Linked DNA regions of Mus musculus: regions 1, 3, 4, 5, 6 and 7 are each linked to region 2. The links are chromatin loops, found by intact Hi-C in ENCODE. Cell type or tissue: heart. All regions are shown on one strand. Each heading gives the region's core, and the rest is flanking DNA. Links, peaks and the distances in the headings are about the cores only.

Region 1 (4,519 bases), core at 161-4,160, 540 kb after region 2:
TGAAGTTCCTGAGTTCAAATCCCAGCAACCACATGGTGGCTCACAACCATCTGTAATGGAATCCAATGCCCTCTTCTGGTGTGCCTGAAGACAGCAACAGTGTACTCACATACATAAAATAAATAAACCTTTAAAAAAAAAAAAAAAAAAAGACCTGTTATGATAGTATGCAACACTATCCTCTTGTGCCAAAACTCAGGAGCTCGAAAGGCAAGGCCAGGCCAGGCCAGGCCTTTCTCTTATCTATTTCCCCTGCTGCATACCAAGAAGAAACTAACAACCTTTCCACATAGTCATCTTAAAGGAAAATTTCTTTACTGACTACATCTTTTAATGAAAACATCATTTTAAAAGAATCAATGATTGTCAAAGCTAGCCTGGTCTACATAGTAAGTTTTAAGACAGGGCTACAAAGCAAGACCCCGTCTCAAAAGAGACCATCATCAACAAAAGAACATATAATAACATGTTATGCTTATGAGAAGACAGAAATGGGTATTCTAAACAGTCCACATAGTCCCCTAAAAGTGTTACTATCCTTTTTTATTTCATAACTATTGAAACACTGTAAAGTAAAGTGCATTTTAGAATTATCATCAATGTTGTTCATTCTTCAGGGTGAACGAGTATTTGGAGGGCAAGGAGTTTTACATGTTATTCAAAATTTTATTACAAAAAATTTTCACTTAGCCATGGTCTAATATTTTATAACAGCCATTTATTCCTTTCTAGAATATCTAGCTAGACAGAGGGAAAAGTGTTGGAGATTAGTTTTAATGCTTTGATTCAACTAGAAATCTACATTTCCAAACACTTATAGTCCTTGTCCCTAATTGGTTTTTAATCGATCAATAAAAATGCTAAAAAGGAGATGGGGAGGGACCCTTAGATTTGCAAGGGTTAGGATGCAGGAGGGAGGAGAAGCAAAATTGCCATGACTTGGGGAAGAGAGATGGATAAGACTTCGAGCTGCAGAGGGAAGATCATCTGAAGTGTAGGAGCAAAGGGAAAGCAGCCTCCAGAAGGGCTGCCCAGAAGCATGTTGGCCAGCAAAGACCAGCGGGCTTCACAGATGGTAATAGGGCAGCAAAGTTAAAGGTAGACTTAGAAGATGTTGAGCTTGGAGTACCTGAGGGAAAAGTATGGTAGCCGAGGGAGGATTAGAACTGCCAAGCCTTAGAGTAGGCAAGGCATTTCAAAAATAAGCTAATATGTGTATGTCTTTTGTTTGTGGATCCAAAGAGCTGGGTGGGTTGCTGGAAGTGTGACCTGCTGGGAGCATAAAGTGGAGTAGCAAAACTCACCACTACAGGATAGCATCTCATGAAACTAAAAGCAGAAACAAGGGCAAGAGTTATTTGTGGGCCAAGTTTCTTTCTTTAACATGACCAATGGTGCAGAATCACGCAGTCACTCATGTCTGTAAGAATGAATCATTTCCCAAGCACATATGTAACTTATGAAAGCTGTTTTTAATTTTTTTATTATATGTGAGTTGTAGCTGTCTTCAGACACTCCAGAAGAGGGAGTCAGATCTCATTACGGATGGCTGTGAGCCACCATGTGGTTGCTGGGATTTGAACTCAGGACCTTCAGAAGAGCAGTCGGGTGCTCTTACCCACTAAGCCATCTCACCAGCCCGAAAGCTGTTTTTAAAAACTGACGTCAGTTTAATGAAAAGATTGTGTGCCTTGTAAATGATCAGGAAATCAAATTGGTGACACAAAGAAAGGCTCCTCTCCAACCCAGTGTATGCATGTGATCTAAGTGAGGGCACTTCCATCTGTGTACTTCCATATGCTTTCAAGGAAACAAATATATGAAAAGGAAGTGATTAAGTTAAGAGGAAAATATATTGGGTTGTCTAAATAAAAATTTACATTTTAAGTACTTACTTCTTACATAATAAGTTTCAAAGAGAAGAGATATTCTAACTGATTGTTCTCCTGTGTCAGGTGCATAGCTCCTGCCTGCTTCTACTGCCCCAATAGCATCTTAAGAGAACCCTAAGTCTTCTTTCTTATTGCATGGCATTATTTTTTCTTCAAATTTTGTTTTGACTATTTTAGCTATGTGTGCCAGGCTGACCTTGGACTAGTAACAAGCTTCCCATTCGTTCTCTTAGCTGGATCACAGACCTGCACCACCATGCCTAGAAAAACTGAGCACTTTGGAAATACAATGTCTTTCCTCCTTTCAGGGCAGTGAGTTGAGCATTTCAAATTTCTTTTAATCATGTAGTGCCACCTGCTGGTTATGTCTTAGCATACCAACAGCATTTACAACAGCATTTACAGCATTTAGCCTTTGGTTTATTTCTATTTGTCAAAAGGAATATTTTGTAACTTTTATTCTTTTTTTTCAGACGTATTTGAAACGAAACAGGAAACTAGTTATTTAGGATAAAACAGAATATACAATTACAATAAGAACTAAGGCCGGGCGTGGTGGCACACGCCTTTAATCCCAGCACTTGGGAGGCAGAGGCAGGCGAATTTCTGAGTTCAAGGCCAGCCTGGTCTACAAAGTGAGTTCCAGGACAGCCAGGGCTATAAAGAGAAACCCTGTCTCAAAAACAAAAACAAAAACAAAAACAAAACAAAAAAAAAACAACAACAAAAAAAGGAACTAATGGGACTCTTAAAAAACACACACACACAGGACAACATCAGCAATCTTATTTTTCCTATTTTAAAAACCTCTGCTATTCCATTATCTCAGAAATTATTTCTGTTCATCAATTCTTCATAGATTATGAGATGCTCAGGTGAAAAGATGAATTCACTTCCAAGAAAAACATACTGGTGAACAATTTCTCCGGGCAAAAAGAGAATACAAAGGAAAGATATCCTCAGCCAATGGTTTGGACAAGAGACTGGGTCATTTCACTAAAAGACACATCACCACAACTTTCCCTCATCCTTTCTGTTTATGTGCCAACATTTCTTTTATTCAGCTTATAAGACAATACTGACATTCTATGTATACAAAAGTCACTAAAAAGAAGCAGATGATATGGATGTAAAATATTTATTGGATTTAATAACTAAAAAATAAAAGCATCTATTGCATTCAGATACTAGTGATCTTCTGGGGGAGGGGAGTGCGGAGGCAGGAGATATACTGAACACTAAATGCCAGACTAATACATATAGTCACTGCTCTCAAATACCTTCTTCAAAATACCTCAAGGCAAGAAAAAAGTTTTAAGGCATAAAAAATAAAGATTATTTTAAATTGTAATTTATTTTATGTCACACATAACTTCTCAAATAACAGAAAAATAATTTTCAATTTAATATTACTCCTGATTCCTGTATCTTCTAATTTCATATAATTAAATACTAAGCTAATAAATTTTTACTACAATGCTAGCTAATATCCTCATGACACTATTAACTAATAAGCATGCATATTTCTTGCTCTTTGTCTGCAGTCACAGAATTACTGCATGCACACTTTTAAGATTAGTTACATAATGTTCCAAAGTCCTATGTTTACTGTTTTCACTCAGCTTACAAACATCCTCATATAGGTGCCGATGCACTCACCACACTTTCCTCCTTACCTGCCATTAACTGGCTCATGATAAACAACGTGATTCTTATCTAACCTACCTCCTATTGATAAATACAATAATAATTTCTCTGCATATTATCTCAGAATACACTGTCAAAAGTAAACCATTCGGTACAGTTTGAGTATATGTAGTACAAAACCACACTACAAAGTAGTTAAGAGTACAAGAAACTATGGAGACAGTCTGTCTGGTTTCAGATTAGAATTAGGGTTAGAAATCTAAGAAGTCATTTTGTTGTGCCTCATTTTAATGGGAAAATAATAGGAACTGCTTCATAGAGTAAGGGAATAACCTATTTTAATATATGTAAAATCACAAAATATTTAAAAACTAGTAAATAAATGCTCAACAAATATGAAGTCAATATTTTCATAACAACCACCTATGCATTCTCTTTTGATGAATTTTTAGGCATAATTTTCCATTTTATTAAGGTGATATTTTTTCCCATTGCTGTATAAAAAGTTTTGTTTATTGAGGAAGGAAGGTGGCATAGAGGTGAGGCACAGAGGTCAATCTAGGATGCCTTCTTTTGTCTTTTTTTCTTTGAGACAAGGTCTCTCACTGGAAGAACTCTGAAAAATACCTGGTTAGCACATCCCTGTCTGCAACTCCACAATGCTGAGAGTACAATATAAACCACCACAACCAGCTTTTTTTTCGTTTTTCTAACATAGGCTTTGGAAATCTAACTCAGAGCCTCAGACTTAGACACTAAGCACTCAATTGCCTAAACTATTTCCCTAACCTGATATATAAGGTTCTCATAAATTATAATGCTTGTTACATAGTTTATGTTTTCTCCAAATCTGAGAATAATAATCTTTATGGTTTATTTTATGTAGTATAATATTTAGTTCAGAGATAATCAAGCTGTTTTTTCCTTATTCCTTATATTTTGCTTTATGAGTTTTACACTTTTGCTTTTTTAAAAAAACA
Region 2 (4,519 bases), core at 152-4,151:
ATATACACATACACACACACACACACACACATATATATATGTATATATATATTGAGGGCGTGGAGGTCATGGCCTGTGTGTAGAGGTCAGGGACAATTGCATTAATTGGTTCTCTCATTCCACAATGTGGGTTCCAGGGGTCCAGCCCAAATTGTCATGTTTTCTGGAAGCATTTTTTTTTACCTGTAGAGTTGTCCCACCAACCCAGTCAGGGGAATATTCCAATCAGCCACCCATTTGTCCCTCTTTCTCTGAGACAAATAATATAGGAGATGACAAATGTAAAGGCTTGGCCCTCAGGAAGGGAAATGATAAATACATATTTAAACTCTTAAAATTTTTCCTTTTATCATATTGTTAACACATTAAAAAATATTTTTTAAGTTTTAGTTGACATTCACAAATTGTACACGGCACATGATGGTTTGATCATGGTAACCTGGAAGCATATTATTGCTTAGGGTGGGGAACATACAACGTCCTTTCTTAGATATTTTGGAATATATAATTAATTGTCATCAGCCATGCTTATTATTGCACTCAAAACATTGGAGGCTCTTTCTCCAACGCAGTTGCAGCTCTGCACATGGTAACCACCATCTCTGCTTCTCCTCTCCCCAACCCCCTTCCTAGATTATGGCAATGCTGATTCTATACCCTGTTTCTGTGAGAGCAAAAGTTCAGCTCTTGCATGCAACTGAGAAGATGCAGTATTTGCTTTCCTGTATGTAATCTATTCTGTGTAACATCGTGTTCTCCAGATTCATACATGTTTGTGGAAGATTTATCCTTTTATAACAGCTGACAAATACATTGTTGTATATTGTAATACATTGTATTTTTTTATATAAAGGTGTTGACAAATTAAGCAGTTTATTCAGCAAAGAAAAAATTATAAATTCTGATGCTTCTAGGAAACAGAACAGCTTCACAGTGCTCCATTCCCCATGATGGGCAAGTAGAATTTTAGAGAGAGGACATGACATAAGGAAATGATTTTTTCCATCTCTGTGCCTGCCATATTTGGGTGTGGTCTGATGAGCTGGAGCTTGTGACCAGCTGAGAATTAGATCCTGTTATTGGCTAAAACTCAGCCAGTTACACACACACACACACACACGTGTACACACACACACGTGTACACACACACACGTGTACACACACACGCACACATATACACAAATTATTTAATGGAGCACTAAGTAATTATAATTTTACAGGCATTCAGAGAATTTTGAGTAGTCAAGTATAAATCATTATGTCTCATTTTCTTTTCTAGATCAAAGGTGTTGCTTAAGACACCAGCAGCGGCTGCTGTCTGTCTGCAAACTCTGTCTGTCCACCTGGACAGTGGACACTGAACATCTTCTGGTTCTGAAATGGCAGGATTTGTGAAGTGTGTGTTGCTCACATAAACTCTGCTTAGTTTGCCAAAGCTTTCTCTTTCAAAATGTGATAGATGTTCACACTGTGACAAGATTCAGAAACTTGAACCTGGGAGACCCACTTGCTGACGGGTCCTCAGAGAGAGAGCGCATGCACCAGAAAAGCTGGGTTTGAATTCTGACTCTGCCACTCAGCCTGGATGAGTAGCCACCCCTCTGCTTTACAGTCTTCATCTGTAAAAGATGCCCATAAGGTATAAGGTTATGTTACTAGTAAAATGAATATTAAAACTGGATCTAGCACATGGTGAAAACATACTACATACACAATGCCAGTCTAGGCAACTGTGGTATAATTCTGAGATAATCAGACTTCTGTTTCACTGACAAAATGCCTGAGCATATACTTACAGGAGGAAATATTTATTTGGCTCACATTTTCAAAGTTTCCATCCATTTGGCAGAGAGAGAGTTGGGAGAGGAAACTAGCTCACACTGTCATGGCCAGGAAGGGGTGGTATAAACAGCAGAGGAGGATAGAGAACCCAGTCTATGTCTACACTCACAGGCTTTCTTCCCCTGCCACTATCCCTCCTTTTTCTCCAAAGGGGCCTAAGTTCAGAATAAATATTTTTGGAACTTTTAGATTTCCCACTTGAACCTTTCTGGGCGCTCTCTAATAATTCTCAGACTGTATTAGCCATATTCAAAGGGGGTCTTCTGCCCTTGGTTAATGTTCATTAGAAACATCATGACAGACTCACCCAGAGATGTATTTTACTCACCTCCTGGGTATTTGTTACTCTAATCAGGTCTCAATCAAGGCAGAGTCAGTGCTGGGCTAGGCATTAAAATATCTGCATACCCGACAGGGCTCTTGTCCTCAGTGCTTACCAGAGCTAGGATTAGCACTCTCCAGTTCACTGAATACAGATCAGAGGGAATCCCGCTCTGAGCCCATGCTGTTTGGCTTCCCCAGTGCCTATCAGGCCACCCCATCTGGATTTCAGCTATCCCTATTTTAGTATTTGAAGTCGCACTGTATTCCCAGTTTTTTGCATACTCCACTGTCTGACTCGCTTTGTCTCTTTCCCCACGTGAAGATGGCCCTGGGAATGAGATCTTCCATCACAGAAACACAAGAGGGCAGTAGTGGCTCTTAGGCTTGACCATGGTGGGGCTCTGGAAAAGAAGGGAAGTAGACATGGTAGAGGCTGAGCAAGGAAGGAATGGAGAGAACGAAGACAAAGAAGGAAGAAAAAATAAATATCATGAAAAGAACCAAGAACTAACCTTAATTACTTCCCCTTTGTCTTTGTTCCCTCCCCTTCAGGATAGTGTAGAAATTAAGAAATTAATTCCCCAAAGTGCCTTGTTGGGGAAAGGAATTCAGTATCCAGCCAGAGAGAGGAGGAAGGTCTTTAGAGACTGAAGCTTTGCCTGGGAGGCTGAGACACCAAGTACCCTAAGTGATCTAGAAAGAGGCCTCCCTTTCTCAGGCCACGTAGGGGCCAAACTAGCTTCTGCTGTGCTCAGGTCTTCCTTTTACTTGGAACTAGGATGTGCCCCTCTCCTGCTTGAAGCAGTCTTTACCTACCCTAGCTTGAAGTTTCTTCTCTCAGCCAACTGCCCTGAGTTTGCACTGCCAAATGGCACACCCTGCCCAGCCCTAAGCAAGCCAACAGTCCATTTTCCTTCCATAAGATTTACAACCAGGAACTAGATTACAGGGTAACAAAAATAAGCAGAGAGCAATTATCAAGATAAGGGTGCTTTTTTACAGCCTAGTAGCTGACTTACAGCTTCTATTTTCTTTTCCAAACTGGATTGACTTAATGTTCTCTCTCTCTCTCTCTCTCTCTCTCTCTCTCTCTCTCTCTCCCTCCCTCCCTCCCTCCCTCCCTCCCTCCCTCCCTCCCTCCCTCCCCCCAGAGCAAGGGTAACCAAATGTGCAAGGTTGCCAAGGCCTAAGGGATTTCTGTGCTACAACTGAGACAATACTTGTGCTACTGAACTTGGATTCTGAGACCCCCTCAAAAGTCACATTTACCCAGCAGTCCTTGAAAAAGCAATTAAAACCACAAAACCAGCAGCAGAAAGCAGTAAAAGGAGATGAACTCAATGTGACCACACTGGGACTAGGGGCAAAGAGATCCATTGACTCCTTCAGTCTATTTTTAGGGTCCTCAAGTTAAATTAGGATTTGGATAGAGGTCTGGGGATGCACACATCTAAGCAGTCCGGGTCAAGGTGTGACTCTGCCCACCACTGACTCACTATGATCTCTGTTTAGCCTCACTCTGTAAGGTGGTCTGACTTGTTACAACGGTATGAGATCTCTTTTATAAGAGACAAGAGGTCTCTTTCCCCACTACTGAGATCCACTGCTTCAGTAATCTGATAGTTAAATTGAGGAACACACGAGTCTCTTTAGAACATCTGCTGTTCTACCAAGCCACTTATTCTAGAACTAGAAGTAAAACTTGGTGACTCAGCACTGAAGTTAGACATGCCTCCTCCTCACCTCCCAGTCTGAGACTACGGAAAGCTGTCAGGCAGGGAGGCTCTGAAGGTGAGATTTGGAACTCATGCAGGTGCCTGTTTTGTGTCCAGTGGGCAAGAACATCATGGAGAACATTACTAAAGTAGGAGATGCCAATCTCAGATTCCTGCTTCCTCACATGGAGAAAGAAGAGAGCTAGGACTGGGTCCTGCCCGAGGATTCAAATGGTCTTTTTCTAGAAGATGTTTGTAAGCCAAGATAAAGGAAAAGAGAATTCTTCTCTTTCTGAAACAAAGAGAATTCTTTCCCCTTCTGGGTGTGGGACGCCCAGCATGGCAGCTCGCTAATGGCTGCCTAGAGATGCAATAGCTCTGAAGCTGTTAAGTACAGAATCTCCTCCTTTTCCTCCAGGGGCTTGGGTTCCAGAGTACAGGTGTTCCTAGACCATCTATTTAAGCCCACCTGAGCATCTGAGTTGTCCCAACAGTGCTTACAGATATCTTCATGGTTAGAATCCAGAAGACACTGGGAACATTTTCTCTGAAATGGACCGAGTGCCACCCAGCCAGCAAAGCAGTGAGTAGGAGTTAGTATGTGGGCCTTGGTTGGCACCTCTACCTTCCTCTTTGCA
Region 3 (4,519 bases), core at 219-4,218, 350 kb after region 2:
GTCATACCTTCCAGTGAGGCCTATCTTCCTTACTTTTAGAAGGCTGATCAAAGTCAGGCTGTTTTCTCACCTTAAAAACTGTTCCTCTGTGCCTTCTGGGGTGGGGGTTGAGGGATGGAGGTTCCATCCACATCATCTGATTTCATCTTAACTAGCTCCCTCCAGCCCTACCCCCAAAACATAGCACATTGGGAGTTAGTGCTTCAATATGAATTTAAATAATTCAGTCCTTAGCACCTACTAAATCAGAAGCACTGGGGAGGGGCCCAGGTTTAATTGAGCCTTAGCAAGTCCTGTGGGTAATTCTGCTAGACACTCACATTTGAGAATCAGTGACCAGAAAATGAAGAGCTTGCTCTTTCCGATCGCTGCACTCTTCAAGATTTGTGTATATGTTCACCTAAGGGCACTCCTTTCGCCAGGGGTATTTGAACTTTAAAAGTGGGCCCATAACATCTGCCAAAATGATCAACTGTGTTGGCCTCTTTGTTAGCAAGGGTGAGTGTTTTCATTAAGGACCCCTTGGAAGTACCAAAGTAATCACACATAGTGAGAGGGAGCTGAGCCAAATCGTTTAATGGAGCTCAGAAGGGTTTTCCTGGTGGGATAGCTACCATTAGAGGGATGACCTGCAGCATCTGCATATTAAATGCGGCCATTTTGTCCCTGACCTAGCTCTGGTGGGAGATTTAAGTTTGAAGGAAAAGAAAGTCCAAAATCAGAGACAGGGGTCTGTTGCTCCAAAACAGGGGTGGTGTCTTTCGAAGCAGCTTGCCTTAAAGACATTGATTCCACCTACAGCCACAGAAGCTAAGATGCAGCCCCTTCCAAACAAAGTACAAGACAAAGCAAGGGACAAAAACAAGAAGGTAAATGAGAAATGTTCTAGAAAGCAAGCACGTGACAATGGCCCTTGTGAGTATGTCCAGCATCTCCTCCCCACCAGCTTGACTCTCTCAGGCCTAGGGCTGATACTGAGAAAGAGTCAGCTGAAGGGAGAATGGAAACCAAGACAAGATTCCCGTTAGCCCGCACCAATTTGAGGACAAGAAAGGGAAGCCGAGGCACAACACATGGATATTTGAGATGTGGTTTTTTTTTTTTTCCTAAACAAAAAGTTTTTAAATTGTGAATTGAAATTTTGTCATATTATTTTTGCTTCTATGTAAATAATCATACTTAGTGTAGCTCTCACGCTGAAGCAAAGTTTCCTTTTTGGACAGAGACCATTACAGAAATCTGCAACTGATGAAAATGAAGTTGAGAGACCACAAGGGGGCTGAACCCCTATTGATACATTTACAAAAGAGGGTAGATCAAGGAAGAGAAGGAAGAAAGATTTTAAGAGCCAGGGAACTCAGAAGTCTGCTTTGAGGTTGTTTCCCACAAATAACAGGGAAGCTAAATGCTTAAACAAGCCTCCAGTAATGACAACACCGGTCATTATATATATATATTCCCCAACAGAACCTCTAAAATCCATATAATGTTACTTGCATGTATGTTTTCAGAGTTTCCAAACAACCAATTGGCGTGCTCTCTCATGGGAAAGCCCTTGTTTCTCCCTCTCCCAGCTTCCCTCAGTTTTGGGCAATTCTTTGTATAGGGTTGAGGCCTCTAGGGCTTTTCCTTGTGCAGTGTGGCATGTTTGCTGGTCTTCTCCTTGTTCAGCTCATATTTGGACAGTCATATTTGTGAGATGTTATAGGTGTAGCCTCTGATGTTACTAAGAGACAGTCTCACAGAGTCTCTGACCCTCTACTTCTTACAATCACTACCACCACCATTTCCGTAACGTTCCCTGGGTGCTTTATATTGGAGAGTGTTTTGTAGATGTATTCACTAGGACTGGGCTCTACAACTCTGCATTTTGGTTGGTTGTGCATTTGTGTGTTGGTCTCTCTTCGTGGCAAAGATAAGTTTCCTTAACAATGGGTGAAGACTGCCCTCATCTGTGGGTATAAGTGCAACAAACTGTCGTTAGGGATTATGTCAGTTGAACTGTTTGCTTTGTTTTGGTTTTGAAACAGTCTCACATAGCTGAGGCTGCCCTCCAACTCACTATGTAGCCAAGGGTGATCTTGAATTTCTGCTCCCCTGCCTCTGCCTCCCAAGTACTGAGATTACAGATATGCACCTCCACCTGGATTCTATGGTACATTGATAGGTACATACAACTTTAGAACTATCATATCATGGAAGTAAGTAGTCCTTGCCCACTGAAGTTTCTTTCTCTTTTTAATGACTTTTTTTGCTATAAGATTCACTCTATATGTTCACATAGCTATCCCAGGTACTTTTGTTTAGAGTTTTCATGGTATTTTTAACACTTTGTTTATTTTTAGAGAATTTCATGGATGTATACAATGTATTTTGATCACATTTACCCTCTACTCTACCCACCTTCAACTTTATCAGCTTCCCCCACGTCACACTTTCAAAATTTTGTTCATAATTCACTGAATGCTATTAATGCTATATTCATGTGTACAGTAGAGCCACCTACTGAAGCACAGACAAACTACAAGGGCATACCACCAAAGAAAACTCATTCTTCCTTCCTCCCACAACACCCATAACTGACAGTTCTCAGCTAGGAGTGAGGGAGGGTTCCATATATCCCTTGCCAGTCACTGAACCATGTTTTCACACTTGCATTCCCCTATGTCCCTTGAAAGTAATCTGTAATTGGAGAAATACAAATTAAAAATACTCTGAAATTTCATCTTACACCAATAAAACAAATGACAGCTCATGCTGACAAGGATGTGGGAAACAGGAACGACATTCATTTATTGTTGGTGAGAGTGCAGACTTGAACAACCACTATGGAAATCAGTGTGGCAATTCCTTAGGAAGCTTGGAACAGATGTACCTCAAGATCCAACTATACCACTCTTGGGCACATACCCAAAGTACGTCACATCCTACTACAGAGCCACGTGGTCAAACCGTGTTCACTCCTGTTCTATTTATAATTGCCAGAAATTGGAAACAGGCTAGATATTGGTCAACGGATGAATGAACAAAGAAATGTGCTATATTTACACAATGGGATATTACTTAGCTCTTAAATAAATGAAATCATGAGTTCACAGATAAATGGATGAAAATAGAAAAACTCATTCTGAGTGAGATAACCCAGATCCAAAAAGACAAGATATGTATTCACTTACATGTGGAAGTTAGCGTTAAGTCTTTGATAGGCAGTCTATAATAAATATCACCACTGGGGTCACTTACAGGGTAAGGGACTATAGGGAAGACAGGATTGCCCCAGGAAGGAGAAATAGAACAGATAGCTATGGATTGGGGGGGGGGGGGTTTGAAATGGGAGGGTCAAATAGGAGAGAGGAAGAAAGTGGCAGGTGAAGGAAGGAATACAAGAAGGGACAGCTAAAACTAAGGGTCATTTGAGGGGTCTAATGCTTACATATATGAAAGAAATCTAAACAGAATCATCAAATAATGAGAGACAAAGCCCCAACTAAACATCTCTCAGCACCAAATATAACCTCCAGTACCGGTTTTTAGTTATCTCTAATTGAATTTTTGGCCACACACCTCAGTGGAAACCCCAAACAACCCACATTACTGCTAAGGCCATTGTTTGGTCTCTAGAAATTTATCAACGTAAACTACTGAAGACAACATCTAAGTAACTCATTGAACACAGAGAAGTCAAGTTGGTGCCTACCTAAACCCTTGACCCCTACTGACTAGTGTTAATGGAACAGGAAGAAAGGTACTCTGCATGCTACAAAAGGAAAACGATAAGCACCAATCCAGCTCCAAATACTTCAGTCTACCATTGTAACCTGTCCGCAAGATGCACAGTCACGGCCATAATAATGTTCAAATCTTGTGGGAGTTACCAACCAAGATTGGATTGATTAAAGGCCTCTACATCATGACATGGATCCCATTTCTAACACTGCAGGACCCTGAGTCCCACAGTGATTCCTCAGGAATCTTGGAAAAAAAAAAAATGAAAACTACTGTTCTGCTACTCCTGACAGCACTCTGCTATTCTCATCATCAGAGAAGCTTTTTCCTGCAGTACATGGAAACAAATACAGAGACACACGGCTAGACAATGTGCAGAGAGTGAGCGACCTTGAAACACTCAGTCCTAAGTGGATGTCTCTGTCAAATTCCTTCCACTAGGGCTCAGGGGACTCTGTAGAAGACAGGTCAAAGGACTGTAAAAGCCAGTGGAGACAGAAGACACAAAGGAGATGAGGCCTTCAAGGCACAACAGGACTGACACACCATGAACTCCCTCAGAGACTGGTAGCATGCACACAGCCTGCTTGCTTAAAGATCTCACACCCTCTGCACATTGTACAGTTGTGGATCTCTGTAATTTTGTTTTTCCAATTACAGGGACAAATGGGCTCTCTCAGAGCTGAGAAAGGAGAGGATACAAACCCTTATCTATAATTCAGAAGGTATCTCTAATTGATAACCACCTTCAAAGGAGTCTCACTTAAAGACAGTCACCACAAAAGGTGTACCA
Region 4 (4,519 bases), core at 190-4,189, 260 kb after region 2:
TTAATTAGAAGACATCTCCACTTTACACAAAACACTGTCTTATCCAAACCCATATTTATGTACAACTGTCTGTGTACTGACAGCATCAAAATTCACACCATCCAGTGGAACTAATACAGGTCCAATATAAGTGGCTCCCAGTGACCTCTCCAAAAGGAAAGGATGAAGTCATTTGCAATGTTGGTGGAACAAGACATTCGAGTGAAGTCCCAAAGGTAGGACAGACTTTTTTTGCTTGCTTGGGTGGCCCCTACTCCCTCACAAATACAAATGCTGTGAAAGCAGAAACACCCAGGCAGCCCTGTGTCAGCGCTGTGGGCCCAAATGACCCAGAGACACCCAGGCAGTTACCCAGATCATTGGGGTTACCTGAATCTGTCACGCGTCCCTTTCACCCCCTTCTGCGTGTTGACATCAAGTGGAAACAGTAAGCGTTTGGGAGACAAGAGGCTGACAAGCAGGAAGCGCGATTGAGACCCAGCTTTGTTCAGCCTGCAGTGAAATACATGCAGTAATAGTTAGATACTCCCAGCACAGACAGAAATCCAAGCACCCTCCGAGACCACTGGAACACGAGTAGGCGTCCCGAGAGGATGAGAATGGGGGGTAGAAGACTGGTAAAACAGGGAAGGGTCATTAAGGCTCTCCTGGATAAATAATCACCTCCTGGCTCCTCTGCAGTCTACGCCCCCCCTGCCGCGCCCCCAAGTTATCCCGCGGTAAAGCGGCTACCATCAACCGTAATGCCTCAGAAATATAGGAGTCAGGATGGAGAATACCATCATCTTTTTAAGGCAAAATGCTAGCAAAATACACGAGTTAAGCCCACACAGCTAGCAATGCGGGGCATGTAGTCGCCTGCCCAGACAAACACACACACACACACACACACACACACACACACACAATCAGGGATGCATCTGAGAGTATCCTTTCGTTGCCTGGCCACCACCTCAAGTCACTGTCTCTGTTTTGTCAATTACCCTACTGTTTCCAAATCTATGCAGCACTCCCCCACCACACCCCCACGGTAGGCGGGATCCCAAACCAACACTGTGGAGAAGCTCCCCACAAGTCCTGCCGGCTTTGTCCTGCTGCTGTCCTTCCAGAAGCAAGCGCCCCAGGCCCGTGGGTCCGCACAAAAGACCCCCAGAATCTGGCCCTCCATTCGGCCCCCTTTTCCAATAATGGCTTGGGGGCAACTTCTAGCTAGGAATCGGGAGTAGGAAGGCAGGACAGGACTGGAGGGGACGACCCAGGGCTTGAGAATGCTGGGGGGGGGGGGGGGGCACGGCAGGGATGTGCGCGCACCTCAAGGGCGCGTGCGGCGCGTGCATGAGGCGAGCTCCCGGGACCAGAGCTCCAGGGGGCATCCCAGGACTCCGAGGAACCAGAGTCAGCTGCCATGACCCCATCGCGCTCCCAACTCAAAGCAAAGCCCGAGGAAAACCCAACTCCCGGGACCACCTCCTCGAGAGACGCCTCTCCAGCTCCGCACTCCTTTAACCAAACAAACCACCCCAATCATAGTCCAGGAAGAACCTCCAGTTATATCTCAGGCTACCGTTGCCCTTTCCCGCTTTCTCCTAGGCACAGCCTTCCACGCGAGTCCCCTCTGCACCCGGGACCTGGGAGCACACTGAACAGGAAAACAAACCGAAACTCACTGACCTCTCTCAGCAGCAGGCTCGGCTCTGTTACGCCGCCGGCGGCTGCAGCAACGTCGGAAGCATCCCGGGGGTCCGCACTGCCCGCTGCGCTCTGCTAGACGAGCGCTGAGGGCCGGCTGCTGCCTGCTCCTCCCGCCGCAGGTTGCGGGGCAGCGCGGGCAGAGTGGCGGCAGCGCCTCCCGCAGCCCAGCCCTGCTCGTCTCTCCTTTGGCTTCAGGCGGCGCCCTCCACCTGCCCGGCTGTCCTCCGCCTCCACGATCGGACACCCGCCGCCAGGCACCGGACACTGAGCGGAAGCTTTTGGTGTCACCCCCAGAGACCCAAGCACTGAAGGGAGCGGGAGGCTGAGTGAGCTCTGCTCCGCGGACCGCCCCTCCCCGGCGGCTCCACCCCCTCCCGCACTCCACCCGGCAGCTTGGCCGGCACGTCCGACTGTCTGTCTGTCGGTCGGTCCCCAGTGGCCAACCTCTTGGTGTGGGTGGGGAAGCAGGGACGCGCCCTCTACCCACCGTAGACCAGCGAGCACCTGGACCGAGCACGGAAGGAGGACCTGAACGGTATCAGGTGTGACCTAGAGGCCGAGCACCACAGGCTAGAACGACTGGGACTGGCCAAGGTGGTGACCCAGCTGCGGCTCTGGACTCAAGACCACAGGGGAGAGGGAGGAGTCTAGGCTATTGCCTTTCCCCTGGGTTCTTTTTGGCTGCCCCTGAAAGTTCACTAACCCAACAAGGGCAGGAACCTGTCAGCATGGAACGGGATATGCTCCCAAAGAGCCCCACAGGGACACCTCACACCTCAACCTCCTGTGTAAAGGAAGCTCACAGGAGAGGTGAACAGGAAGGAGCCTAGAGGGTCTACTAAGTTTACCCTATTGCCCACCTTAAAACCCAACTTCAGGCTCAGAGGTAAAGTGCTTGCTTGCCTAGGGTGCATGAATCTGGATTTATCCTCTGTACTCCTAAACAGAAACAAAGCCCTTACCTTTGGGATATGCTTTTAATGTCATGTAACCCCAGGAGAATCTAAAGATAAGGTCTCTTCCTGCTTTTTCACTTAACATATAGTGGAGAAAAGGGGAGATAGGTGTCCCCTGCTGGTCTGGGGCACCATGCCTGAGTTCTGGGGCCTTTTGGGATCCATTCTATTAAGAAACTGAAAACTGACCTGAGTTATGTCTCCTCATCTCTGTGGTTCAGCTAAAGGAGCTCTGTTAATGCACAGAGCAAATGGCTTCTTCTAGACTTCAGGTACTGGGCTCCCTTCATGGGTCCTATGTTCCTTCTTACACAGCAGTGGTTCTCAACCTTCCTAATACCGTGACCCTTTAACACAGTTGCTCATGTTATGGTGACCCCCCCAGCCATAAAATTGTTTTTGTTGCTAACTTCATATAGCAACATTAGCTACTGTTACAAATCAGAATGCAACTATCTGTGTTTTCCAATGGTCTTTTGTGACCCCTGAAGGGGTTGTGACCCACAGGTTGAGAACTGCTGTTGTTCCAGAAGTCCTGAGACCCATGATGGCTCTGTATGAGCTAATGAATCCGTGTTGGCAGCTGGTCCTACTTGCTTTGTCCCACGTGTACAACTTGTGAATTGGTGTTCCAATCAGGCTATTAACACATCGGGAGGCGGGGGCGCGGGGGGGGGGGCGGGGGGGGGACCTGCATCCGGGAGACCCACAAAGCTTGCAGTCTCTGGATCCCAGTAGGAGCTCTGCTTCCTCCAGTCACCAGGCAGACTCTTGCTCCATTGTTCCCTTATCACCTCTACAGCACCCACAGAGGCTCTGCATGCATGTCTTAGGAACCTAAGGTTACTTTGCAAGAATATCTTTAACTTCACCATCAATGTGGGGGTGGGATTAGCCCAGTGGAGGTTGTACAGACCTCCTGCAGAGGCAGAAGGATCTCTGTAAGTTCGAGGCCAGCTTGATCTACAGAGCAAGTTCTAGACAATCAGGGCTACATAGAAAAACCCTGTCTCAAAAAAATAATTTTTTTTAATAAAAAAATTAAAAAGGCCTTTTGGAGGCAGAGTCTCATACATGTAGCCTAGGCTAAGCTGGAATTTATCAGGCAGCACAGACCATTCTGGTACTCCTCCTGCCTCATTTTCCTAAGAACTGGAATTCCTAGTTTTTAGTTATATTTTATTTAGGGAGAGGGGTGCACACCGGTGACAGTATAGGTATGGAGGACAGGTTGCACTTTCAAGACTCCGTTCTCCCCTTCCCCATGAGACTGCACTCAGATCATCAATCTAGGATCAGGCAATCTAGGACAGGCATCTTATTCACTGAGCCATGTTGTGGACTCTGGAAAAAAATAATAATGAGAAACTAGGCAAGGTATTAACAACTCAGATGTTGGTCAGGGACTTGAAATAAAGAAGGTGATTCATAACACCCCAACATTTTACCAGCAGAGCTTAGCCCAGAAATATTATTATGCATGAGTGCCTCTCAAGATTGCTTTTAGGAAAGCAATTTCAGGATTCAGTAATTATTCTAAAATGTTTCAAACTGCCCCCCCCCAGTTGCTTTCTAGACAATTCTTTGAAGTGAGAAATGCAAGAATTCAGCATGTAGAAGGTTAACACCTCCAACTCTATTCATTTCCACTGGCTGGGATTTTAATTCACAGAGCATCATGGGTGTTCTGCCTTCTGTCCAGTCTTGTAAAGCTGTCACACAGAGAAGGTTAATTAACTGGGGCAGGCTGCAATGGGGCAGTTCCTAAGACACACTGGAGGTCAGAATCTGGACAGGTAGCTACGGTCTAAGTCAGGGCAAGAACCGGCAGAACGTGTTGTAACAAATTCATCTGTGGGGCACCCAGGAGC
Region 5 (4,519 bases), core at 148-4,147, 270 kb after region 2:
TATTGGTTTCCTTCCTGCCAGTATTGTCTCCTGAGTGATGGCTCACCTTTACCCACTGAGCCATCTCATCAGCCAGCCCAATCAATTTAATAAACAAGAAAGCATTCTGCACTTTAAACAAGTGTGTTTTAGAAACTGTCAGTTAAACTACAACCAAGTTGTTTAAAAACATCAATGTGGAAAGCTACATCTGGACAGCTTTCACTGTCAGCACAAAGGCAAAGAGGCATCCACAGCATGTTAGCCTCCTTCCCAATCAGTCTACCGTTCACATCTTTCTAATGTATCACTGGTTACCATAGAGAATACGTGCTCTAGAAAGTATCTAAGATTATTTATTCATAATGAATGTTAAATGGAATGTTCATTTCAAAACTGGTTATTTGGGCCACTATTAAAAGCCAGTTCTAACAGACCTACTATTCTGGCAAAAAGTTCTGAATGAAAGATTCTATCTTTGACTTATTTTCTTATCTCTGTAGACCCAGAGCTATCTAAGGACAATGTTATCTCATCTCAAAAAGAAAAGAAAAGAAAAGAAGAGAAGAGAAGAGAAGAGAAGAGAAGAGAAGAGAAGAGAAGAGAAAGAAAGAAAAGAAGAAGAAAAATAGCAAAGTATTTTGAGTACTTCAAAACATTTTCATGGAAACTACATCTAGGATTGCTTACCAAAGGCAGTTATGGGTTGAATTAAACATCTTTGATTTACACAAAACACAGTCTGACTATAAACAATCTGTATGGTCATTATGGCTTCCTGTCTGGATGTCTAAGTACTCTCGATAGCCCCTTCAGTAGCAGGAATCAGCTGTTTCCCTACTATGTTCATATGGAATGTATAGCTTCTCTCTCATCCCATTGTCTCTCAGTCCCATAATCTGTCAGAGCTTCCTTCTCTGCAGATGCCCCCACTTCTGCTCACCCACGTGGCAACTACTGCTTTCCTAATCTGTCCTTCCCATCGTCAGCCAGGTTGCTGGTGTTCACAATCTCTCGCCTTCATTTGTCCACCAATCCTACTTATGAAAGAACCAAGAGGATCTGTTATTGAACTTGGAGATCATAGCCTGCGCCCCAAGTCAGGTTCCCTGCCACCTGTCCTCATAAGCCAATTAAAAGAGCCAGATTAAAAGAGGAGGGCAGGAAAAGGAGATTTATTCAATGTGGTTCCATTGGGAAGAAAGACAAAGAGATCCAGAAATACCTAGGTGCATGCCAGATACAGCTTCCTGGTCCCGAGTGAGAGCAAAGCTTAACTAGAAGACCAAGGATATGGGCATCTAAGCAGTCCTGATCAAAATGTGGTCCCACCCACCACTGACCCACTTTTGCCAGGGTTTCAGTTTCATCCCCTAGTGCAGTCAGACAAGTTGTTACAGTTGTGTGAAATCTCTTTCCAGGAGAGGAGCTCCACCTCTGGCTGGCGCCTTTTCCTTCTCCCAGCATGAGATTCTTGGGAGGGTTTTCATGTCTTTGGTGCCTGCTGGTTCTGTAGTCTGATAGTCAGATTGGGATACAGAGTGTCCCTTTGGGATGTCTTCACTCCAAGCTGGTTACAGTTCCACTCCATTTTTCAAAACCCCAATTTCAATCTAGTAACTTGGTTAGTCCCAAAAGCTAACTAAATTCCCTGCAGGGCCCTGTCATCTATAGCCTGCACCTTGCCTAAATAGACCTGGCATCCTGTGCCTGCTCCAGGTCCAGAGCTGGCTTTAGCCAACTCCTTCTTATTACCTTCTCTGTCCTTAGCTTTACCTCAATCAAACCCAAGGGAATCAAAATGTCTGCACCAGGTCTAGCTGCACTAGTCAGAGTGCCCTCTAGTGGTGAGGAGGAAAAATGGTACCCATGATCAAGGTCCAGAGGTCAGGCAGGTCACCTCTGGGTGATGCCTACAGGACTCCTTCCACACTTTCTCACTTAATGTATTTCCTCTGCTATTAATGTCTTCCCTTCTCAGCAGGTGGAGAGTGTTGAAAGAGGAGACAGAGTTAAGACTAATAACTTGGTCTTAGCTATCTAAGTTATATAACTAGTGAATAACTAATATTAGTTAATAACAATTAACTTATAAACACTGGGTCTCAGCCCTTTCCCTTTTGTCTCTAGGAATCTTCAACACCATTTGGTGTGTTCACATCTGGTTTTGCTTATTGACTTGGTTTGGTTTGGTTTGGTTTTCTGAGTCAGGGTCTCATGTAGCACAGTGTCTTTTGTCCTGTCCTATTGTGAAAAGGCATCATGACCCAGGCATTTTATCACACATACACACAAACAAAAACAAAAACAAAAAAAAACCACATTTAATTGGAGGCTTGCTTACATTTGCAGAGGCTGAGTCCATGACTATCATGGAGGAAAGCAAGGTGACAGGAAGGCGTGGTGCTGTAGCAGTGGCTAAGAGCTTACATTTTGTTTACAAGCAGGAAGGAGAGGGAGAATAAGACTGGGCCTGTCATGAGCTTTTGAAACCTTGAAGCCCACACTTTGTGTCACAGTTCCTCCAACAAGGCCATACCGCCTAATCCATCCAAACAATTCACTAACTGGCAACCAGACATTCAAGCATATGAACCTATGGGAGCCGTTCTCATTTAAACCCAACAGTACCCAGGCTAGCTTCGAAATCAAAAGAGGAAAACATTCCTTCCATCTCTCAAGTGCTGAAATCGTAGGCATGTACTACCAAGTCTGCCTTTAATTTATTGTTTCTAAGAAGATGAGTAATTTTGTAAGCACAAGGAGACAAGAGAGCAACCCCAGTGAGGCATCCCACCTCAGTGAACCCCAAGGACTCCTCTTCTTCTGGTGAACATGTATTGGATTTGGAAGCAGATTGTGTTGCTCACCATTACCTGCCGCATCTCTGTATTTGCCAGAACCCAAGAGGCAAACGAGCATCCCTGCTTTACAGATGAGGCATCTGATGTTCAAGGATGCAGACAACCTCATTAATGCATTGTGATAGTGCACAGTGAACATGCAGTTGCCCCAACTTAGCAAATACGGAACAGGTCCCTTAGCAATCACACTGAGTGCAAGCAGTGCTCCTTGGTTGGGCTGATGTGCATCTCAGTCTCCTAGAAGCCATCCCTCTTTAGATGAAGGGTGACAGGTGACCACACTGTGGCTCCTTCTACCAAAGGGCTCCAAGATTTCTCATGAATTGACTGTCCCTTATCCATGCTCTCGGTGTTTCTTGGATTTATTGAGACAGGGTTTCTCTGTGTAGCACTGGCTATCTTGGAATTCACTCTGTACCCTAGGCTGGCTCGGCATGCCTCTCTTTACCAAGTGCTGGGATTAAAAGCAAGGACCACCACCACCACCTGGCCTCTTAGTGTTTCTTTCTCCCTGTCATTATGCAGCTTCCTAACTTCTATTGAGAGCTGAGCAAGACCCAACAAAGATAAGATAGTTGCAAGATTTTCAAGAACATTTCCAGGTCTGCCTGTCTTGAGTTTTTCTAACCAGATTAATTTTGTCTGCCTTGTAATGCTCTTTTTCTTTCGTCTGTCCTTACTGTGTGGTGCTTCACACTGTAGCTAGAAGCTTGTACCTCTACAGCATGGGAAGACCCCTAAAGACTGGAACTACATTACTCATCTCATCACCTACACACACTCCATGGCTTCATGCAGAATACAGTGCCATTGATCGGCATGCAGACTAAACTTATGTGTACAGAAAATGCCCCCATGGGAGATTTCTATTTGCCCTTCCAGGGTTACACTGCCTACAGCCCTAGGCAGAGGACTGTCTCTGAAAAGCTTCTTCTCAAATCTGTTACAACTCAGTTACAGCAGGTCAGCCAGAGTAGGATTTTGAGTTACTTCCAAATCCATTTACAATGAAAGGCTAGAGAAGGGAAAGAGTACGGGTATGGACAGAGTTGTGACTAACATGAGAATCCTCACTCTGGGCTTCATAGGGATATGCAGGGGTCCCAGTACCAATTCTTTTCCTACTCCTCTTTTATTACATTTATTTATTGAAGTATGGATCATGCGTACATGACAACATATGTGTGGAAGCCAAAGGACAACTTAGAGCAGTTGATTTTCTCCGGACATGTGGGACTCAGGATTGAACTCGAGTCACTAGGCTTAGTTACCCACTGAGACATCCTACCTGCCAACAGTATTCAATTCCCAACAAGGAATCCTTACTCTGCCTTTTGTGTTGGTTAGTGTATCTCAAAACTATGTGGATATGGGCATACTTAGAGACATAGACTAAATCGAATGAAATCATGGGATGAGTCCTGAATCAGACTGAATGATATTCACATGAGACAAGGAATACTGGACACAAATAATTAAGGAGAAAACATACTGTGGAGACATTGGGAGTGTACAGACCTCCGCAAGCCAATGAGAGAAACCTGAAACACAACCTTGTTTCACAGCCCCAGGACTCAACACTGCAGAACCCTTGATCCAGGCTTCTATCTCCAGAAATACGAGACATATTTGTTATATAAGCCACTCAGGCTGCAGCACTGATTAAGGCAGCCCTG
Region 6 (4,519 bases), core at 212-4,211, 110 kb after region 2:
TTAAGGAAAAGTGATTTTTACTTCCTGTTATTTTTGTTGTGAGAGGTGAAATTGTTTATGCGGTATTTTCTTTTGGGTTTGTTGAAAGATTACTTTCTTGCTTTTTCCAGGTAGTAGATTTCCTCTTTGTGTTGGTGTTTTTAGTCAATTATCCTTTGTATAGCTAGATTTGTTGAAAGATATTGTGTAAATTTGGTTTTGTCATGGAATATCTTGATTTCTCTGTCTATGGCAATTGAGAGTTTTGCAAGGTATAGTAGCCTGAACTGGCATTTGTGTTCTCTTAGGGTCTGTATGACATCTGCCCAAGAACTTCTAGCTTTTATATTCTCTGGTGAGAAGTCTGGTATAATTCTGATACATCTGCCTTTATATGTTACTTGACCTTTTTCCCTTACTGCTTGTAATATTCTTTCTTTGTTTAGTGCATTTTGGTGTTCTAATTATTATGTGACGGGAAGCATTTCTTTTCTGGTCCAATCTATTTGGAGTTCTGTAGGCTTCTTGTATGTTTACAGACATCTCTTTCTTTAGGTTAGGGAAGTTTTTCTCTCTAATTTTGTTGAAGATATTTACTGGCCCTTTAATTTGGGAATCTTCACTCTCTTCTATATCTATTATCCTTAGGTTTGGTCTTCTCATTGTGTCCTGGATTTCCTGGATGTTTTGGCTTAGGAGCCTTTTGCATTTTGCATTTTCTTTGACTGCTCTGTCAATGTTTTCTATGGTATCTTCTGCCCCAGAGATTTTCTCTCCTATCTATTGTATTCTGTTGGTGATGCTTGCATCCATGGCTGTCTTTTTTAGGTTTTCTAACTCCAGGATTGCCTCCTTATATGATTTCTTCATTGTTTCTATTTCCATGTTTAGATCTTGTACAGTTTTGTTCATTTCTTTCACCTGTTTGATTGTGTTATCCTGTAAATCTTTAAAGGATTTTTGTGTTTCCTCTTTTAGACCTTCTACCTATTTACCTGTGTTCTCCTGTGTTTCTTTAAGAGAGTTATTTATGCCTTTCTTAAAGTCTCTATCATCATCATGAGAAGTGATTTAAGATCTGAATCTTGCTTTTCCAGTGTGATGGTGTATTCAGGACCATTGCTATGGTAGGAGAATTGGATGCTGGTGATGCCAAGTAACCTTGGTTTCTGTTGATTATATTTTTACATTTACCTCCCACCACCTGGTTATCTCTAGTGCCACATGTCCTCGCTATGATTCCGGTTTGTCAGAGCTCAAATTCTCTGTGTCTTGAAGTTCTGGGGTTCTGGGACCCTGAGATTCTGGATGTGTCAGAGCTCCTGGGAGTCAAGCTGCCTTTGGGATCCTGAGATCCTGTTGTGACCAAACTCCTGGGATCCTTGGTTCCTGTGATCCCTTGATCCTGGGTGTGTTAGAGTGCCTGGGAATGGAACTTCCACTGGGACTTGTGGGACTGGCTGTGGAGTTGGTGCCCAAGGTCTGCCTATCATATTTCATATTAGTCACTCTGTTCATTTATAATGATATAAATCAAACTTTAATAGGTATAAAATGTTTTAGAAAACAGAATTCAGAAGTGCTTTTTTTCCTAGTTCCTGTTAATGAATGCATATGACCATTGTGAATGTTGGAATGTTTGACCTCACCATGGCCATTTTGGAAAGAAAATTTTGAGGGAGTGTGGTTAATAGGTTACTGACCTTTGATAGCAATCAGTAGTTTCCATGTGAATCCAGATCTTTCTCATGAGAGTATATAAAGAAAGGAGTAATAATGATGCCTCTCCTCAGTCTATCATGTGTTTCCCTTGAGATGCTATTCATCATGGTGGTATATAGCCAAGAGAGGACTCATCAGAGCCCGTACCATGTTGTGAAGTTTCCACCTCTAAACCTGTGAGCTGGAACACATCAACCTCTTTTCTTCATTAAAGTACCCAGCCTTGCATATTTTATTATTGCAACAGAATATGCACCAGTATATCAGGGAATATCTTCTTGTCAAAGAAAACACAGGGATCTACTCGTTCTACCTGGAGATATTAATGCTTTGGCCTTCTAGGAAGATTATTACATGGTCTTTAGCCAGCACAAAGGCACAGCCTTTGCAAAATCCCAACCATAAGCAGCCATGTCTTCTAGAGAGTAGGACACTGATTCCTTTGTCAGAGTAATAATTTTCTAGCACTAGTGTGAAAATCTTAGAATCAGAGAAATGCCAGATTTGACACAAGGGAAGGCAAGAGCTGTCTGGATCCTCTTGGACTATTTGGCTCTGATTCCTGGTGTCACAGTCACTGTGGTTGGGAGGTCTAGTACAAGGGCATTCGCTAGCCAAGGGAGAACAATAGCAGGCAGGTTGTAAGTTGGAACTCATAACAAGAGGAAGCAGGAGAGCACTGAGGACCCTCCCTTTGAATGAGTGACTCACAGCTGACTGTTGCACCAGTGCCAAGATTTGTAGAAGGTCAGGGGAAGGAAATGTGGTCATTGTCGTGCAGTAGGCAAACGCTAGTGTTTATATAAAGAGTTCTCTGATTGTATATTTCATTAACCAATGGTTCTTGGCTCATGTGGAAATTTGAGTAGTATTTAAAATAGCAACAATTCTCCCAGTAGATAAAGCAGAGGATAGTACATTTTTACAAGAAATTAAGAGGTCAAAAGGACAATTTTGGAATATTCTGTACAAGTTAATTCTTTGGGGTGGGGTGTTTACAATAGTTGGTTTAGTTTCTTGGTAATTAGCCACATAGAAATCACTCTTGAGGATGATATTCCACAGCAGAATCCAGCATAGAAGTCTTGTGAAGACCTCATTAATTGTTCAAGTTTGAGTTTTCTTGAACCCTGTTAAGTCACTATCTTCCTTGGCAATAGAATCCTAAGTCCTAGAGTTCTCAGAAACTAACAAGACAGCTGTGGAGACAGTGCACATGGTGAGTAACTTGCCATGAAGACCTAAATTCTATCCCCAGAATCCAGGTAAAAGTGAAACAAAATAAACAAACAAAAATTATCTGTCTAAGGTGATATGCACTTGTAATCCTAGGGCTGCAGAGGCTCTGACCTACATACACAGATGAATTCTAAAGTTCACTGGCCAGCCAGCCTATCCTAGTTAGTGAGCTCTGACCAATGAAAGCCTTCATCTAAAAATAAGATGAAGGGCTCCAGAGGAATGAAACACAGGTTGCCGGATAGTGTACACACACACACACACACACACACACACACACACATGCATACACACACACATGCACATAAACATACACACATGCATACACACATGCAAAAAACAGCAAGAAGAATGTGAATTTCTGGTCCATCTGATATGCTTTGTGCTTTCTGGACATGCCTGGGTAGCACTGTTATGGACTCAGGGGCTACAAGCTAAAATAATAATGAAAAGACCACCATGACAGTCCTGAAGTAAGCGCCTACAGGATCAAAAGGTCCCTCCTGATTAAATACCAACTAAGATACCAGGCCGTCATAAGGTATCACCCAGTATGACAACTTTTGAGCCACAAGCACCAATGGGATGAATCAGCAGATAAAGGCTACGTACTGTCAAGTCTGATAACCTGAGTTTGACACCTGATAATCAATTCCCTCTAAGTGTCCTTTAAATTACACACACACACACACACACACACACACACACACACACACTTCAAATATATGTAATTTTAAATAAAAAAAAAAGACTTGGCCAAGACAAAATTTACTGTCCAAGTACATGGGACATGGGCCACAAACCAACCATTTATGGCCTTTCCTATGAAATCAGATTACTATACTTGTGTCCTCATTGTGGATAGAGGACAGTAGAGAGTTGTAAAGCAGTAGGGTTTGTTTTATCATGGTCCCTGTGGGGCAGAGTAAAAAAGCTTTCACCCCTCCAGGCTAACAAACCAGAGGAAAGAGCAAAGACCAGGAACAGACTTCTGTGGATTGTCAATCATGATGTAAGGTAGCACAGCAGGATCCAGCTGTTGAGTCCTCAGAACAACTCCTTCAAGGGCACAAATTCAGAGATGCCCAGGAATCACTGAAGACAGATAATCATACTCCTCTTCTAGGATGGGTAAAATAGATGCACTTTTGACAAATTACTTAAAAGCAATTATCAGGGGCTAGAGAGATGGCTCAGTGAGTAAGAGCACTGACTGCTCTTCTGAAGGTCCTGAGTTCAAATCCCAGCAACCACATGTTGACTTACAACCACCCATAATGAGATCTGACACCTGCTTCTGGTGCATCTGAAGTCAGCTACTGTGTACTTATGTATAATAATAAACAAATCTTTGGGCCAGAGCAAGCTGGGTTGGCCGGAGGGAGCAGAAGTCCTAAACATTCAATCCCCAGCAAGCACATGAAGGCTCACAACCATCTGTACAGCTACAGTATACACCCATACATAAAATAAATAAATAAATCTTTAAAAAAAATTCTGAAGAAAGAAACTAAAGAAGATCTCAGAAGATGGAAAGATCTCCCATGCTCATGGATTGGCAGGATCAACATTGTAAAAA
Region 7 (4,519 bases), core at 330-4,329, 100 kb before region 2:
GGTTGTGTCTGCTGAGGAACAACGTGGGGTGATAACAGACTATGGGGGAGCCTTCCCTCTTCTTTCAGCCCCCAGCTCTCTGGTGCCCACAGGCTTCTAACTAGACACTCAGAAGCAACACCTAAGTCACCTCTGGAAACCCAGAAAACATCTACGTGAGCATCTCACCTCCACGCTGCTACTGAGTTAAACCTGTTCCACATTCATCTTCCTTAGAGAAAAGCAGATGCAAGAGACAACACTATTATTCTATATATGTGAAACCTCACAGCATCTGTGTCGATACACTGCAACTCCAGCATTAACAGGATGAGGCAGGAGGACTACCTCAAGCTTGAGGCCATCCTGGCCTACAGAACAAGTTCTAGACCAGTCTAGAAACCCTTGGCTGCATGATGAGACCACATCTCAATAAATAAATAAATAATAAGAGAGAAGACAAAATTTCAGTAACTTTCTACAGGGAAGAATATAAAGCACTAGGAATTTAAATTATAATCCTCATGCTCCCTTGATCTCTAGTTAACCTAAACACCAAGTGACTGAGCGCCACACCAGATAAAGAAATCCATTGCTGAAAATATCAGCATTGCACTGACTTTCTAAATAGGCATTCGGAATACACTTCTCAAAATACATTTTAAAACATGATGTAAGCTTTCATTGTATTTTGAGTGTTCTGTCTTACGTTACAATTAAGGAATATAAATAACCTTCCAGGCTACCTATACCAAGTAAAATCCACCTGCAATTCCTAAAGTGTCCATAAGGTGGCAATAGGAGACCTTGGGTGCAGAACAAGGAAAGCTGTTTTTCTCATCTGCTCTGCTTTGGGGAGAAATTTCTAGGTTGGCTATCCTTACCTCTATCTTTGAAGAATGCTGTAAGATTTATCGTGGAATCACGATGAGCCATCTCACAAAGAGCCATCACTACAGAGAGACTGATTTAAAGAGATAACTTAGTTTGTAAACCAAGACCTTTATTTAAAAAAAAAAAAAACAAAAACAAAAACAAAAACAAAAACAAAAACTCACAGAATAAGAAGTTCCCAGAAGCTGAGGTGTCCCAGGTGTGTCACACATGCCCACTTACTTCTAAGAGCGCACAACCCAGATCACACAATTCTAACATTTATGCTGCAGTTGACTTGTACACACACACACAAAGGTGGGCAATTAGACATGTTCATCTGGGCAATATTTACTGTGGTGGGGGTGGGTTCATGTACCCAGCTCCTAGAAAACCTTGTGGCTTGTCCACAGAACCTAGAGAACATTCAGAGCAAGCCTTCCCAGCACTGATGCTTTTTTCTCAGAACCTGGACTTTCTTCACCTGAACCTATAATCCCAAAACCTGATTTTTAAAGCATAACTTAATGCTCATTATTTATAACATTGTATCTAAAAAATAAGACAGGTATCAATCTTTCATTTTCAAGAGATGACTAGTTCTATGCACTTCCTAATCCCACACACCCATCAGTTTTCTCTCCAGCACACATGCAGGGACTTGGATGGGTTGCGGGTGGTGTAGTTCATTAAAAATAGAATTTTTTGCATATAATACATTTTGACTATATTTCCCCTCCCATCTACTCCTCTCAGTTCTTCCCCCAACTCCCATCTCATCCAGATCCACTTTTTCTGTCTCACAGTAGAAAATGAGCTTTAGGAAATAATAATAAAATATAATAAGATAAAAAATTGGAATACAATAAAACAAACAAGAGGAACAGAACCCAAGAAAAGGCAGGAAAAAAACAGATATATACATAAAGACAGGCCTATTCCCACACCCAGATTACCCATTAAAAACACAAAATGGAAGCCATAATTTAAACTCAAGTGGTCAGGAGGTAATATCAGACAAATAGACAGACAGAAAGACAGACAGACAGATGTTCACACAGAGAGACAAAATAGAAAATAAAATTTAAAAGAGAATATTTTTTCAAAAAGGAAAACGCCTTGACATGACCTTGTAAGACAAAGAACCTTCATAGATGCTGTTAAGTTCGTTTTCTCTTGGCCGTGTCCTGCTGGGCATGTGACCTACGCATGAGAATAGATTGTTTCCCCAGGGAGACTGCCTTGCAGAAAATAAAATTTTCATTTGTCATTGGTTAACAGTTGCAGATTGCTTCTGGGTTGGAGATGGAGGCTTATATCCACTTCTTTCAGCATTAGGACTCTTAACTAATGGGTGGGATCCCATGCAGGCCCTGTGCGTGCGTGCGTGCGTGCGTGCGTGCGTGCGTGCGTGCGTGCGTGCGTGCGTCCTCCCTCTGTCTCTGTGAGTGCATATGAACTTTGGTAGTATTGATTTAGACGGGCTTGTTTTCTTGATGTCCTCCATCCCCTGTGGCTCTTACACTTTCTGCCTACTCTTCTTCCAAGTTCCTCCAGGCCTGTGAAGAGGAATTTGGTAAATCCCATTTAGAGCTAAGTATTCCAAGGTCTCTCACTCTCTGCATATTGCCTGACAATGGGTCTCTGTATTGGTTCACATCTGCTGCAGGAAGCAGCTTCACTAATGATGGCTGAGGCAAGGCACTGACCTATGAGTAGAGCAGAACATCTTTAGGATATGTTTTACTGCTACGTTCTTTTAATAGAACAGTAGCGTTTGGTTTTACCGTAGGTCACTGGGTTATCTATCTAGTCTCCGGTTCTTAGTCACTTAGTCACTGTTAGGTTTGGGCTCCCTCTCATGGAGTAGGTCTTAGGTTACATAAGATATTGGAGGATTATTTCTACAAGTTTTGTGCCACCATTGCACTAGCATATCTAGCAGGAAGGACATAAATTGTAGAGTGAAGAGTTGGTGTTTACTTTTTTCCTTTGGTATCACACAGAGCACCTTCTATACAAATGGCATTTAGCACATAAGGGCAGAGGCTCTGTGTAGCCACTAAGATCTGTGAAGAAATTATGTTGGAATTTTGATGGTGATTGTACGGAATCTATAGATTGCTTTTGGTCAGATGGCCATTTTTACTATATTAACTCTATCCGTGAGCACAGGAGATCTTTCCATCTTCTGCTGTCTTCTTCAGTTTCTTTCTTCAGTAACTTAATATATTTATCATACAAGTCTTTTACTTGTTTGGTTACAGTTACCCAGAAAATATTTTATATTACATAAGCCTTCTGTGAAATGTGCAGTTTCTTTGATTTCTTTCTCAGTCCGTTTGTCATCTATGTATAGAAAGGCTACGAATTTTTGTGAGTTAATTTTATATCCAGCTACATTGCTGAAAGGGCTTCTCAGCTGTAGAAGTTTCGTGGTGGAATTCTTAGGTGTGTGTGTGTGTGTGTGTGTGTGTGTGTAAAATCATATCGTTTGCAAACAAAGATACTGTGACTTCTTCCATTCTAATTTATATACTCGTAATCTCTTTCAGTTATCTTATTGCTCAAGTTAAGACTATCTTGAGTAGGTATGTAGAAACAGAACACTTTTGTGTTGTCCCTGATTTTAGTGGAATTGCTTTGAGTTTCTTTCCATTTATTTTTATGTGGGCTATGAGAGAGCTGCAAATCACCTTTATTATAAAGTATGACTCTTGTATCCCTAATCAGTCCAGGACTTTTTATCATGAAGGGGTGTTGATCTTTGTCAGAGGCCTTTTCTAAATCTAATGAGATGGTCATATCGCTTTCGTCTTTCAGGTTTGTACATATGGTGCATACCATTGATTTACGCGTATGCTGAACCACCCCTGAAAGCCAGCTCAGCTGTGGTGGATGATCATTTTGATATGTGTTTGGACTCAGTTTGCAAGTATTTTACTGAGAAGTTTTGCATCTATGTTCATAAGAGAAATTGATCTGTAATTCTTTGGTCTTTATGTGGTTTGAGGTCAGGGTAACTATGGCCTTGTAAAACTAATTAGGTATCGTTTCTTCTGTGTCCATTTTGTGCAATAATTTGAGGAGTATTGACCTTAGCTCTTTTTGGAAAGTCTTGTAGAATTTTACACTAAAATCACCTGGCTTTGGGCTTTTTGTAGTTTGTAGGTTTTTAGATATTATTTTTATTTCAATAATGGTTACAGTTCTGTTTAAACTTCTTATCAGATCTTGGTTTAACTTTGGTACGTGGTACAAGTCAAGAAAATTATGGCCGGGTGTGGTGGCATACACCTTTAATCCCAACACTTGAAAGGCAGAGGCAGGCAAATTTCTGAGTTCGAGGCCAGCATGGTCTACAAAGTGAGCTCCAGGTCAGCCAGGTCTGCACAGAGAAACCCTGTCTCGAAAAAGAAAAACAAAAACAAACAAAAAATTATGTTTCTTTAAAATTTTCCAATTTGTTCAAGTACAGGTTTTTTAGGTCCATTGCTGTAGTTCTCTGCATTGCTTTTAGTGTCTGTTTTATGTCTCTCATTTCATCTCTAATTTTATTAATTTAGCTCTTTTCTGAGTCCTTCAGTTAGTTTAGATAGGGATTTGTCCATCAGGGCTTCTGGAAGAGCAGTCCATGCTCTTAACTGCTGAGCCATCTCTCCAGGCC

What was found. Hi-C counts contacts between places; a loop is a spot of excess contacts. Peaks named below come from ENCODE experiments on the same cell type or tissue, not always from the same donor. Only the 100,000 strongest peaks of a DNase experiment are listed, where the experiment ranks them.
Region 1: it touches region 2 in a loop (10-fold over the local background); 18 of 42 quality-filtered maps call a loop at or near these places.
Region 3: a loop joins it to region 2, with 5 times the contacts of the local background. A loop is called at or near these places in 6 of 42 quality-filtered maps.
Region 4: it touches region 2 in a loop (4-fold over the local background); 14 of 42 quality-filtered maps call a loop at or near these places.
Region 5: it touches region 2 in a loop (6-fold over the local background); 14 of 42 quality-filtered maps call a loop at or near these places.
Region 6: a loop joins it to region 2, with 2.2 times the contacts of the local background. A loop is called at or near these places in 3 of 42 quality-filtered maps.
Region 7: a loop joins it to region 2, with 4 times the contacts of the local background. A loop is called at or near these places in 4 of 42 quality-filtered maps.

What each region holds. Positions count from the first base shown.
Region 1 is chr1:105,628,473-105,632,991 of GRCm38, forward strand. All of the region lies in intron 14 of Pign (phosphatidylinositol glycan anchor biosynthesis, class N), which reads right to left. Among named protein-coding and RNA genes, the nearest start is that of Pign, 33 kb to the right of the region's middle. In heart, for the core only: a CTCF peak has its summit at 2,260 (motif pointing left); no DNase peak of the experiment used is centred there.
Region 2 is chr1:105,090,174-105,094,692 of GRCm38, forward strand. No RefSeq gene overlaps it. Among named protein-coding and RNA genes, the nearest start is that of Gm29012, 24 kb to the right of the region's middle. In heart, for the core only: a CTCF peak has its summit at 2,527 (motif pointing right); no DNase peak of the experiment used is centred there; H3K27ac peaks cover 475 bases.
Region 3 is chr1:105,443,894-105,448,412 of GRCm38, forward strand. No RefSeq gene overlaps it. Among named protein-coding and RNA genes, the nearest start is that of Gm28403, 12 kb to the left of the region's middle. In heart, for the core only: a CTCF peak has its summit at 2,520; no DNase peak of the experiment used is centred there.
Region 4 is chr1:105,354,672-105,359,190 of GRCm38, forward strand. It overlaps Rnf152 (ring finger protein 152), which reads right to left and starts at 2,039. Exons shown (of 3, transcript NM_178779.4): 1 at 1,672-2,039; 2 at 370-492. Gm17634 (predicted gene, 17634) reads left to right here and starts at 1,336. Exons shown (of 2, transcript NR_151540.1): 1 at 1,336-2,234. In heart, for the core only: a CTCF peak has its summit at 1,895; DNase peaks (open chromatin) are centred at 1,040, 1,440, 1,640 and 2,030; H3K4me3 peaks cover 2,269 bases; H3K27ac peaks cover 1,273 bases; H3K27me3 peaks cover 823 bases.
Region 5 is chr1:105,361,107-105,365,625 of GRCm38, forward strand. Gm17634 (predicted gene, 17634) reads left to right here. Exons shown (of 2, transcript NR_151540.1): 2 at 483-631. Among named protein-coding and RNA genes, the nearest start is that of Rnf152, 6.7 kb to the left of the region's middle. In heart, for the core only: a CTCF peak has its summit at 1,827 (motif pointing left); no DNase peak of the experiment used is centred there.
Region 6 is chr1:105,197,107-105,201,625 of GRCm38, forward strand. No RefSeq gene overlaps it. Among named protein-coding and RNA genes, the nearest start is that of Gm41925, 76 kb to the left of the region's middle. In heart, for the core only: no CTCF peak of the experiment used is centred there; a DNase peak (open chromatin) is centred at 2,365.
Region 7 is chr1:104,985,649-104,990,167 of GRCm38, forward strand. All of the region lies in intron 11 of Cdh20 (cadherin 20), which reads left to right. Among named protein-coding and RNA genes, the nearest start is that of Gm29012, 130 kb to the right of the region's middle. In heart, for the core only: no CTCF peak of the experiment used is centred there; no DNase peak of the experiment used is centred there.